Regions from separate parts of the Homo sapiens genome. Here region 2 is linked to region 1. Evidence: read pairs that join two places in POLR2A ChIA-PET (ENCODE). Cell type or tissue: Caco-2. All regions are shown on one strand. Each heading gives the region's core, and the rest is flanking DNA. Links, peaks and the distances in the headings are about the cores only. Region 1 overlaps ST14 (ST14 transmembrane serine protease matriptase). Region 2 overlaps PRDM10 (PR/SET domain 10).

Region 1 (5,380 bases), core at 273-5,272:
GAGAGTTGTAAATCTTCCAATTCAAAGGGCTCAGTGAATGGTGAGAAAGACAAATGAAACAGCACATATAGCCAAACAGATTGTATTGTGATGACATTTCAGAAGATCACGGATAAGAATGGATCCTCTACGCCTCTAGCTGTCATCTTTTCTCTCCCGTATTTTGCGTTTCTTCAGCGTTTGGTTCTACTTTGGGAATTTCTTTGACTTGCTCTTGCAAACCTTCCATTAAATTTAAAAAGCAGCTTCATTGAGGTATTATTGCATAAAATAAAGTGTATATATTTAAGTGTACAATTTTGGGCATCCATATGCACCCATGAAACCATCCACAGCTAAGATGATGCCCGTGTCCGTCTCCTTCAAAATCTCCTCCTGGCCCCTCCCACATGTTCCTCCCTGAATCCATTTCCTGTCCCCAAGAAACCACTCATCTGCTTCAGGCTGCTTTTCCCAGAGCTTTATGTAAATGGAATTCTGCAGTATGCACTCTTCCATCTGGCTTCTTTCACTCCGCACGATTCCTCTGAGACTCACGCAGGTTCCTGTGTGCCCAGCAGTGCATACCTTTTGGTTGTTGCTGCATTTATCCCATCGTTTGGACACACAACATGTGTTTACCTGTTCACCTATTGATGGACATTTGGGGTGTCTCCAATTTCAGGCCATTACAAACAGAGCTGCTAGAAACACTCCCGTAGCTGTCTTTGTACTGGCATATCAGCAATGAAAAACTGGAAACTAAAACTAAAAGACACCATTTACAATAGCTTCAAAAATATGAAATACTTAGAGGTAAATCTGACAAAAAATGCACAAAACCTGTACACTGAAAGATGTAAAATACTGCTGGGAGAAATTCTAAAAGACCTAAATTAGTTGAGCAATATACGCTGTTCATGGATTAGATGATTCAATATTAAGGTGTCTATTCTCAAAATTAGCTATAGATGCAATGCAATCTTTTTTTTTTTTTTTTTTTAAGATACAGGGTCTTGCTATGTTGCCCAGGCTGGTCTTGAATTCTTGGCTCAAGCAATCCTCCTGCATCAGCCTCCTGAGTAGCTGGGACTACAGGGTGCACCACTGCACCCAGCTGCAACTAGACATTTTTATGTTATCTTTGGAACTTCGCCTTTCAGGCTGGGTTTTCTTTAGACATCTGGTGGCCTCTGGTAGTCTAATCATATTTAAGAATGAGAAAACACAGATTTCGGCTACACTCTGAACAGACCATGTATGTGTATATATGTATAAGAAATGTAGGCCGGGTGTGGTGGCTCACGCCTGTAATCCCAGCACTTTGGGAGGCCGAGGCAGGCAGATCACCTGAGGTCAGGAGGTCAAGACCAGCCTGGCCAATGTGGTGAAACCCCATCTCTACTAAAAATACAAAAAAAATTAGCCAGGCGTGGTCGTGGACGCCTGTAATCCCAGCTACTCGGGGGGCTGAGGCAGGAGAGTCGCTTGAACCCAGGAGGCAGAGGTTGCGGTGAGCCAAAATCGTGCCATTACACTCCAGCCTGGGCAACAAGAGCGAAACTCCATTTCAAAAAAAAAAAAAGTAACAAAAGTGGCTGGGCGCGGTGGCTCATGCCTGTAATCCCAGCATTTTTGGAGGCCAAGGTGGGTGGATCACCTAGGTCAGGAGTTCGAGACCAGCCTGGCCAACATGGGGAAACTCCATCTCTACAAAAAACATAAAAAATTAGCCAGGTGTGGTGGCGGACACCTGTTATCCCAGCTATTCGGGAGGCTGAAGTACAAGAGTTGCTTGAACCTGGGAGGCGGAGATTGCAGTGAGCCGAGATCACACCACTGCACTCCAGCCTGGGCAACAGAGTGAGACTCGGTCTCAAAAAAAAAAAAAAAGATATTTAACAAAAGGGCCAGGCATGGTGGCTCACACTTGCACTGTGAAAGGCCAAGGTGGACAGATCACTTGAGCCCAGGAGTTCGAGACCAGCATGGCCAACACGGCTAAACCCAATTCAAAGGGCTCAGTGAATGATAAGAAAGACAGAAATACAAAAAACTAGCCAGACATGGCAGCATGCACCTGTAGTCCTGGCTACTCGGGAGGTTGAGGCAGGAGGATGATCTGAACCCAGGGAGGCTGAGGCTGCAGTGAGCCATAGTCATGCCACTGCCCTCCTGCCTGGGCGAGACAGAGACAGCAAAACCTCATCTCAAAAAAAAAAAGGAAAGAAAGAAACAAAGAAAAAAAGAAATGTAATGAAATAATAATTTATCATGTTTAGATGTATATCCAATTCACAGGGTAATTTCACAACCATTTTCTTACTGGATCTTCATGACAGTCCTGTGACTCATTCAAGACTGGCTGGTGCTATCACCCGTGTTATATAAAGAAGGCAGGGAAGAATGCTGATTTTGCAAGGTCACCCAGTACTTGGTGGCAGATCCAGAATCTGGTCCTGGTTTACTGCCTCCCAGTGTGGTTAGGTTCCAGAATTCTGGGAGCAAGGATTCAGGGAAACAGAAGACAGAGACTCCCATGAGAAGGGGTAAGGTGGCTGAGGGCATTGACTCAGGGGTCACCCCAGACTCTGCCACGGAGCGAGGCTGTCAGCAGTGGCGCTAGCTCAATGGTGGGTCCTCTGTCCTCCCTGCAGTGTGAGTTCTGTGGCTCCACCCAGCCTAAAAGTGCTGTCTAATCAGTAACTGGGCTGCTTCCTTTTATAACCTTAGCTCTTGGCTCCATTTTCAGGTGTAACAGAGATACTGTTGCATAATCCCATCGTTTTATTGATAAGAACACTGAGGATGAAAGAGAGGGAGTGGCCTGTCCAAGGTCACAAAGTTAATAAAGTCAGTGAAGCAGCAAAGCTCTTTTAACTCCTGGGTGGGGGAGGTGGGAGGGGGAGGTCTCAGGGAACTCCCATCCACTTAGACACTTAGACAACTGTAGGCATAACACCTCTCTACTGGGCCACAGCCGACAGGAGAGATCCTATGCCTGCGCCTGCTTTCACTTCTCCTGTCTCTCTTTCTTAAAAGTAAACATCTTTGCAGGTGCACACATAAAACGGTGCTATGAAGCCAGGTGTGTCTGCTTACCATAAACACAGATAGAGGCCATGTAAATATCACAGCCTCTTCCTGCTGGCCCACTGTAGTTAGATCCTGGCCAAAGGACCCAGAAACACAGCTCGGCTCCAGGCCACTCAGACAAGGGAACGAGGAATGACTTCCAGGCGGGAGGTTGGGGATAAAGGGCTCAGGACAAGCAGGGTACAGACCCTAAAGGGCCAGGATCTAACAGGGACCACCACTATCTCACCCAGCAGGGGCGAGATCAGACCACCATCCCACCCAGCAGGGACGAGATCAGATCACCACCATCCCACCCAGCAGGGACCACCGCCATCCCACCCAGCAGGGACAAAATCAGACCACCGCCATCCCATCCAGCAGGGACAAGATCAGACCACCACCATCTCACCCAAGAGGGACCACTGCCATCCCACCCAGCAGGGATGAGATCGGACCATTGCCATCTCACCCAACTTTCTGCAGGGAGCGAAGGGTCAGATCCAGAAACCCGGGAAGGGGAAGTGGAGAGGTCCTAGAGCACGCCCTATTTCATCTTATCTCATTGTCTGAGGCACACTAGAGCAACTGATGCATATCCTCCCCAAGGCCGGGCTCTCCAAAACGAAAAGAAAAAAAACACTGATTTCTAGAGGGCCAAAAAAGAGACCTATTTTATTTGATAATATAGGAAAGATTCTTGCAGCCAGCCTACTCCCATTAAGTCAGAGAAACTCACCAGGGCTGAAAGCTAAATGCTGAGCCAACAAAACTCTGTGTGAGTCAACCAGAGAATCCTCCCTCTGAGAGGAACGCTCTCCTGGTTCCTCAAACACACACTAAGACCTGCCACTGAGTGCAAACTCTCCAGGGCCCACGACCCCACTGGCTCTGGGGACCAACAAGTCCAAAGCCAGAATTTGCCATGGGCTGCTCAGAGCATGGTTATCCTTAGAGAAAAGCAATGGGGAAGGGCCCCTACACTTACCAACAACAAAAATACTACCAACTGCACACAAAGCCACACAAGATTCCAACCAAAGCAGACAGGGAAAAATGAAGCTTCGGGCCAGACCCTTTCTAAAGATCGTTCCTCATGTGGCTAAGGTTGGGTGTGATCTGCTGGGAAGGAAGCGGCTGAACCTGGAAACCTCAAGAGGCCCCTTGGAATCCTGGGGAGGGACCGTGAAGGGCAGTCACATGACAATGGGTAGCCTGCTTCTGAGGCTGAAGATCAAGGTCAAGGGGCAGGGGCGATGCCACCAGCTAGGGACACAGCTGTGCTGCCCAGACCTGAGACAAGGACAGGGTGGCTGGATTTGTGTGCTGCTGCCAAGTGCCACTGATTTGTGGCCAAGGCTCTTGACTGACACGCTCGGTGACTCCAAGGTGGGACGGATTTCAATCCCATGATGTCATCACCCCCACCAGGGTCATGAGAACCATAAACTATCCCTGTAATTGTTCAAGCGAGAAAGGAAAGTAGAGCCCGAGCACCTGCAAGGGTTTCCCCGGGGAAGAAAGCATTCTGTGGCAGGTCGAAGATGCCTTCCTTTGCAAGGGAAAGACCGAGCCAGCACAACCTCGTGGCCGCTCCCTGCCGGACTGGCTAAAGGTTGTGCTGGATCCTGGCCAGATTTCCCGGAAACCCAGCACGGCTCAAGCCCACCTGAGATGACAGCAGGGAATGACTGCCAAGAACAAACTCTGTGTTTGTCCCCTGGGCAATGCTGAGCTGAGAATGATACCAGAGGCATGTTGCAGGAAGGCCTCTTCATCAGGCTGCTGTTCATAAAAGGGACCTGTCTCCGGCTAGGAGGGACCCCACATAGACAGGCCCTCCCCAGTTAAATCAGCAGCCCCGGGGAAGCTCCAGCAGCTGTGCACAGAGCAGGCGGTCAGCAGGCTCCTGAGGGCGGGACTTCACCCCACCTGCCACCATGGCAGTCCAGGGCCCAGCACGGGGCCTCATAAAAGAGGACACTTGAGTGCTTATCTGGGGATGACCGATGGGCAAATGAGAAAGGAAAAGAAAGGCCACACTGGAATCCTCCCACCCACTCCCCAACCAGGGGTAATCGATCTCTCTAGAAGCCAATTTTCACGAAACCTGCAAAAGCCTATGGTTCCCATTGATCGCAACCCCCAGCATTTCCTGGACTTGTCTGGTCATGAAAAAGAACAATAACAATCAACTGAAACAAATGCAGTGTTTGTTCCACATCCAGATTCCCAAGCCCCTCTCCCTGGAGGTGCTGATGTCATGCATCAGGAGCAGGGCCTCGGATGTGGAAGTTTTTATTCAAGTGCTCCAGGTCATTCTTGG
Region 2 (5,380 bases), core at 264-5,263, 190 kb after region 1:
GACCTCAGGTGATCGGCCTGCCTCGGCCTCCCAAAGTGCTGGAGTTACAGGCGTGCGCTACGGCCCCTGCCCCTCTCCCCCGCCTTTTTTTTTCAAGATTCTTATTTTTGTGTGCAAATTCTACCATTTTCTTAGAATTGCTTGAAGATTTTGAGGCCAATTTATTGGGGGTTATTTTCAGTCTTTCCACAAACCATGATTACAGGCAGTCTTAATAGAATGTCCTTCTAATAGGGACTAGCTATCATTCCTTTAACTAATTATTGCTCTTTGTTTGACTTTTTAACTGTCCTCTCTGAGACACTTGTTTACGTTTAGTCTTCAACACAGAATATTGACAGAACCGTGTCCAATTTTGCAAAGGAGAGAAAGTAGGTAGAGGTCAGGGAATTATGCAAGTATGGGAGAGGGGTCAGAGCGCATGGGAGAAAAGGGTCTGTATCCTCAGCCCCAGGCAGGGGATGTATATTAATAAGGTTTCAGTCTCTTCCATCATGTATTCATCTTCTCCTTCATTCTTTTTCTCTTGAAGTTGATGAATTGAAAATTATTCCGGACTGTGTAAGTACTTTATCACTGGATAAATATAAGGACCCATGAATGGTAATATTTGGACACCACTTTATGTGACATGCAAGTTCTCTCAAGTACTTTAGTACTGTGGAAGTGTGAGATGTTACATTACTACAAAACAGTAATTCTGGAATTAAAATGAAATTATGTCATAGTAATTGGACTTTGATGAACTTTGTTTCATTTATACATTTTAAGAAAGTTTATGTTGGCCAGGCGCAGTGGCTCACGCCTGTAATCCCAGCACTTTGGGAGGCCGAGGCAGGCGGATCACGAGGTCAGGAGATCAAGACAATCCTGGCTAACGCGGTGAAGCCCTGTCTCTACTAAAAATACAAAAAAAATTAGCCGGGCATGGTGGTGGGCACCTGTGGTCCCAGCTACTCGGGAGGATGAGGCAGGAGAATGGCATGAACCCAGGAGGCGGAGATTGCAGTGAGCTGAGATTGTGCCACTGTACTCCAGCCTGGGCGTCAGAGCGAGGCTCTGTCTCAAAAAAAAGAGAAAGAAAAAAAGAAATTTTATGTTAACTTTTTAATATTTTTTAATTTTTTTAGAGACAGTGTCTCACTGTGTTGCCAAGGCTGGTCTCTAACTCCTGGGTTCAAGCCATCCTCCTGTCTCAGCCAACCGAGTAGCTGGGGTTACAGGTGCAAACCACCACCACCAGTTTCGTTTCTTTTTTTTTTTTTTTTTTGAGGCAGAGTTGCGCTGTGTCACCTAGGCTGGAGTGCAGTGGTGCGATCTCGGCTCACTGCAACCTCTGCCTTCTGGGTTCAAGCAATTCTCCCTGCCCCAGCCTCCTGAGTAGCTGGGATTACAGGCACCCACCACCACGCCTGGCTAATTTTTGTACTTTTTTTTTAGTAGAGATGGGGTTTTGCCATGTTGGCCAGGCTGGTCTCGAACTCCTGACCACCCGCCTCGGCCTCCCAAAGTGCTGGGATTACAGGTGTGAGCCACTGCACCCAGCCCCAGTTTATTTTCATACTTATATATACTTATCCCAAGCTCTAGGTATCTCACCAAAAACTTATACATCATTTACAAAATATATTTTTTTCAGATTCATGGTTTTAAATGGTTATAAACTATAACAGATATAGAAAATTCTAAAACTTTATTGAGTGGCTTTAAATAAAACCTAAATAAATGAAGAGCACAGTGGCTCAAGGAGTGGAAGATTCAATATTGTAAATGTGTCAATTTTCTGGAAACTGATTTATAGATCTAATGTAATCCCACATTTAAAAAAATTAGACAAGCTGATTCTAAAACATTTGCCAAGGCCCAAGAAAAGGCAAAACACTTTGAAAAAGAAAAGTTAGGAAAACCTCTGCTAGAGATCAAGAAGAGTTATAATAATTAAGATAGTGTTGGGCCAGGCGCGGTGGCTCACGCCTGTAATCCCAGCACTTTGGGAGGCCGAGGCGGGTGGATCACGAGGTCAGGAGATCAAGACCATCCTGGCTAACATGGTGAAACCCCGTCTCTACTAAAAATACAAAAAGTTAGCCAGGTGTGGTGGCGGGTGCCTGTAGTTCCAGCTACTCGGGAGGCTGAGGCAGGAGAATGGTGTGAACCCAGGAGGCAGAGCTTGCAGTGATCCGAGATCGCACCACTGCACTCCAGCCTGGGCGACACAACGAGATTCCATCTCAAAAAAAAAGATAGTGTAATATTGGCACTGGGTAGGCTAATAATGATGGACCAATAGAACACCATATGGAGTCCAGAAACAGTATTATGCATAGCCAGACACTTGATTTATGACCTGGAGGCATGGCAGAAAGGCAGGCAAAACAATAACACTTTTAGAATTAATATAGGAAGATACTCATGACCTTAGTATAGAGAAACATTTCTTAAACAAGATGCTACAGGCACTAATAGAATAATGGGCAAAAGTCTTGAACAGCCACTTCAGAAAAGGAGAAATCCAAATGTCTAATAAACATGAAAAGGTGTTCAACCATGTTAATGAAGGAAATGCACATTTCAGCCACAGTGCCAGAACACTGTATACCTAAATTAAAGTTGGATGTTGAACAGTAGGGACTTTCATAGATGGCTGGTACAGATATAAATTCATATGACTACCTTGGAAAACAGTATTATCAAGAAAGTCCAAAACATGCATACTTTAATGACCAGCAGTTCCAATATTAGAGAAATGCATGTGCCTGAGAGAACTAGAAAAAGTATTTGGAGTAATTTATTTTCATAATACTGATTCAATTACTATTTCAGGACTGCTGTGTTGTGTTCTGAACACACAGGTAGCTTTGTTTCTAGAACAATGGTGAATAAATGTTATTTATATTTTCCTTCTGTGCTGAATGTTTATATAGTCCATCCAATGTCTTCTTCAGTTCCTAAAAGAATGCTGGAAACAGAATAGGCATTTAATAAGTATTCTTGTGTTTTAAAAAATTATTTGAATTTTTACAATGGGAGCCCTTCATCACAGCTTTGTAGTTACCTCAACTCTGGCTGTTGAGTAATTTGCTCAGTTAAATCTGTTTGTGGGTGTAGTGAATTACAACCTCCTCTGGTTCCCTCGAGATCAAGTCTAACCTGGTGATTGCGTCATCTGGTGGGAGAGCACGGCTACAACAGCAGGTGGAAACCATGCTCGGGTCCTGGCCACTTTGCCTAGGATGAAAGCTGTTGTGGCAAACAGGGGAAAGAGCTTCAAGCTTTGTAGTAAAAGGAATCTGGGCTTAAATTCCTCTTATCAGCACTGTGACCTTGGAGAATTAATCATTCTTGGTTGTGGTGAGGGTTAATTGAGATCAGGTATTTAAAGGACATCTGACAGTGCCTGGCACGGGATAGGTGCTCCATAAATGCCTGTAGCTATAATTATTACTGTTCCACTAGCTGTTTACTTAAGTAACATTGAATTTCCACAGAATGCATTTCGAATCAGGTGGACTATGATTATACTGATTTTTAAAATAAAGAGCTGCATCTGTTAAAGGATTCTATTTTTGTGGTCTTTAATTCCTTCAGGGAATTTGCAAATGAAGCTAACATGTTGTAGGTACACCTGAGTGAAATGGTCTGGTTAAGCGTTTACAAAGAATAGTTATGGCTAAGATTTCTAAACAGGAATGCTTCTATTTTGTGTCTCCTGCGGAAGAAAATGCTAATCACATAGTTTTTATTTTTGTATTTTTATTTTTTCTGTCACCAGGCTGGAGTGCAGTGGCGTGATCTTGGCTCGCCGCAACCTCTGCCTCCTGGGTTCAAGCGATTCTCTGATACTCCTGTCTCAGCTCCCCGAGTAGCTGGGATTACAGGCACCCGCCACCAGGCCGGTTACTTTTTTTTTTTTTTTTTGAGATGGAGTCTCGCTCTGTCACTAGGCTGGAGTGCAGTGGCGCGATATCGGATCACTGCAACCTCCTCCTCCCAGGTTCAAGCTATTCTCCTGCCTCAGCCTCCCGAGTAGCTGGGATTGCAGGCGCGTGCCACTACGCCCAGCTAATTTTTGTATTTTTAGCAGAGATGGGGTTTCACCATGTTGGCCAGGATGGTCTCGAACTCCTGACCTCAGGTGATCCACCCCTCTCGGCCTCCCAAAGTGCTAGGACTACAGGTGCCCGCCACCATGTCCAGCTAATTTTTGTATTTTTAGTAGAGACAGGGTTTCACCATGTTGGCCAGGCTGGTCTGGAACTCCTGACCTCAGGTGATCTGCCCACCTGGGCCTCCCAAAGTGCGGGGATTACAGGTGTGAGCCACTGCGCCCAGCTGCTAATCACATAGTTTTAAAATTTTGTCAATTTGAAGTTGAACTTTACATATTTTCTGGTGAAATACATCAGTTAAGAGAGAACCCAAGCCTGCAGTTAAGAGTGATCTATTCCCAAAACAATTGTTTAATAATGAAAATGTATTAAAATATCTTTTAATTGAGAATAAGTCTTTTCTGGATGAGACACCTTCATGATCTAAAACAGCCTATGGTCCTCACAATTTAAATAATTATTAACATTTGCATTATACTCTATACTATTGAGCCACATTGTAACAGACATTATCCCACTTTATGTTAGCAGTGAGCCTGTGATTTGCTTGCCTTCACATTCTTTTTCCACTTCAAGAAATGCCTCAGCTAATGGAAGGTACCTTTGAATCCTAGACCAGTGAACATAGTCCTACGGTGGTGGTTTTATTAAGATGGAGGAGGTTGAAATTTGGTAGCTTGTAGGTCTTCATTATATGCCAGTGAGACGGAGTTTTTATGAAGGCAATAAAATGTCAGTATGTTGTCTATCTGAGCTCACTGTCTTTAATAAAATACTTATTTTTCTACCATCTGTGTTTCATATTTAAAGGTATGAGAAACTGAAAATGAAAAAAAAGTGAGGAAAAAGTGAGGACCCGGGCATAGTGGCTCATGCCTATAAATCCCAGCACTTTGGGGGGCCGAAGTGGGAGGATCACTTTGAGGCCGGGAGTTAGAGACCAGCCTAGGCAACATAGCTAGACCTCCGTCTCTACAAAATAATGATAATAAAAACAGGTGAGGACCACATTAACGTGTTTATAGGGAGTGTGAATTGGATATAAAGGGAATTACTTCAAACCAGTATGGTATCAATTTGCTTTTTTTTTTTTTTTTTTTTTTTGGAGACAAAGTCTCACTTTGTCACCCAGGCTGGAGTGCAGTGGCACCATCTCTGCTCACTGCGACTTCTACCTCCCAGGTTCAAGTGATTCTTAGGCCTCACCCTCCTGAATAGCTGGGATTACAGGCATGCGCCACCACGCCCGGCTTATTTTTGGAATTTTTTTT

The links. ChIA-PET counts read pairs that join two places held together with the same protein. Peaks named below come from ENCODE experiments on the same cell type or tissue, not always from the same donor. Only the 100,000 strongest peaks of a DNase experiment are listed, where the experiment ranks them.
Region 2: POLR2A ChIA-PET joins it to region 1 with 11 read pairs; 6 of 35 experiments call an interaction of 5 or more read pairs at or near these places.

The regions. Positions count from the first base shown.
Region 1 is chr11:130,179,145-130,184,524 of GRCh38, reverse strand. All of the region lies in intron 1 of ST14 (ST14 transmembrane serine protease matriptase), which reads right to left. Among named protein-coding and RNA genes, the nearest start is that of ST14, 22 kb to the right of the region's middle. RefSeq lists an enhancer at 3,688-3,747. In Caco-2, for the core only: no CTCF peak of the experiment used is centred there; a DNase peak (open chromatin) is centred at 2,874; H3K4me3 peaks cover 1,178 bases.
Region 2 is chr11:129,990,356-129,995,735 of GRCh38, reverse strand. All of the region lies in intron 1 of PRDM10 (PR/SET domain 10), which reads left to right. Among named protein-coding and RNA genes, the nearest start is that of PRDM10-DT, 9.6 kb to the left of the region's middle. RefSeq lists a silencer at 1,125-1,284. In Caco-2, for the core only: no CTCF peak of the experiment used is centred there; a DNase peak (open chromatin) is centred at 3,185.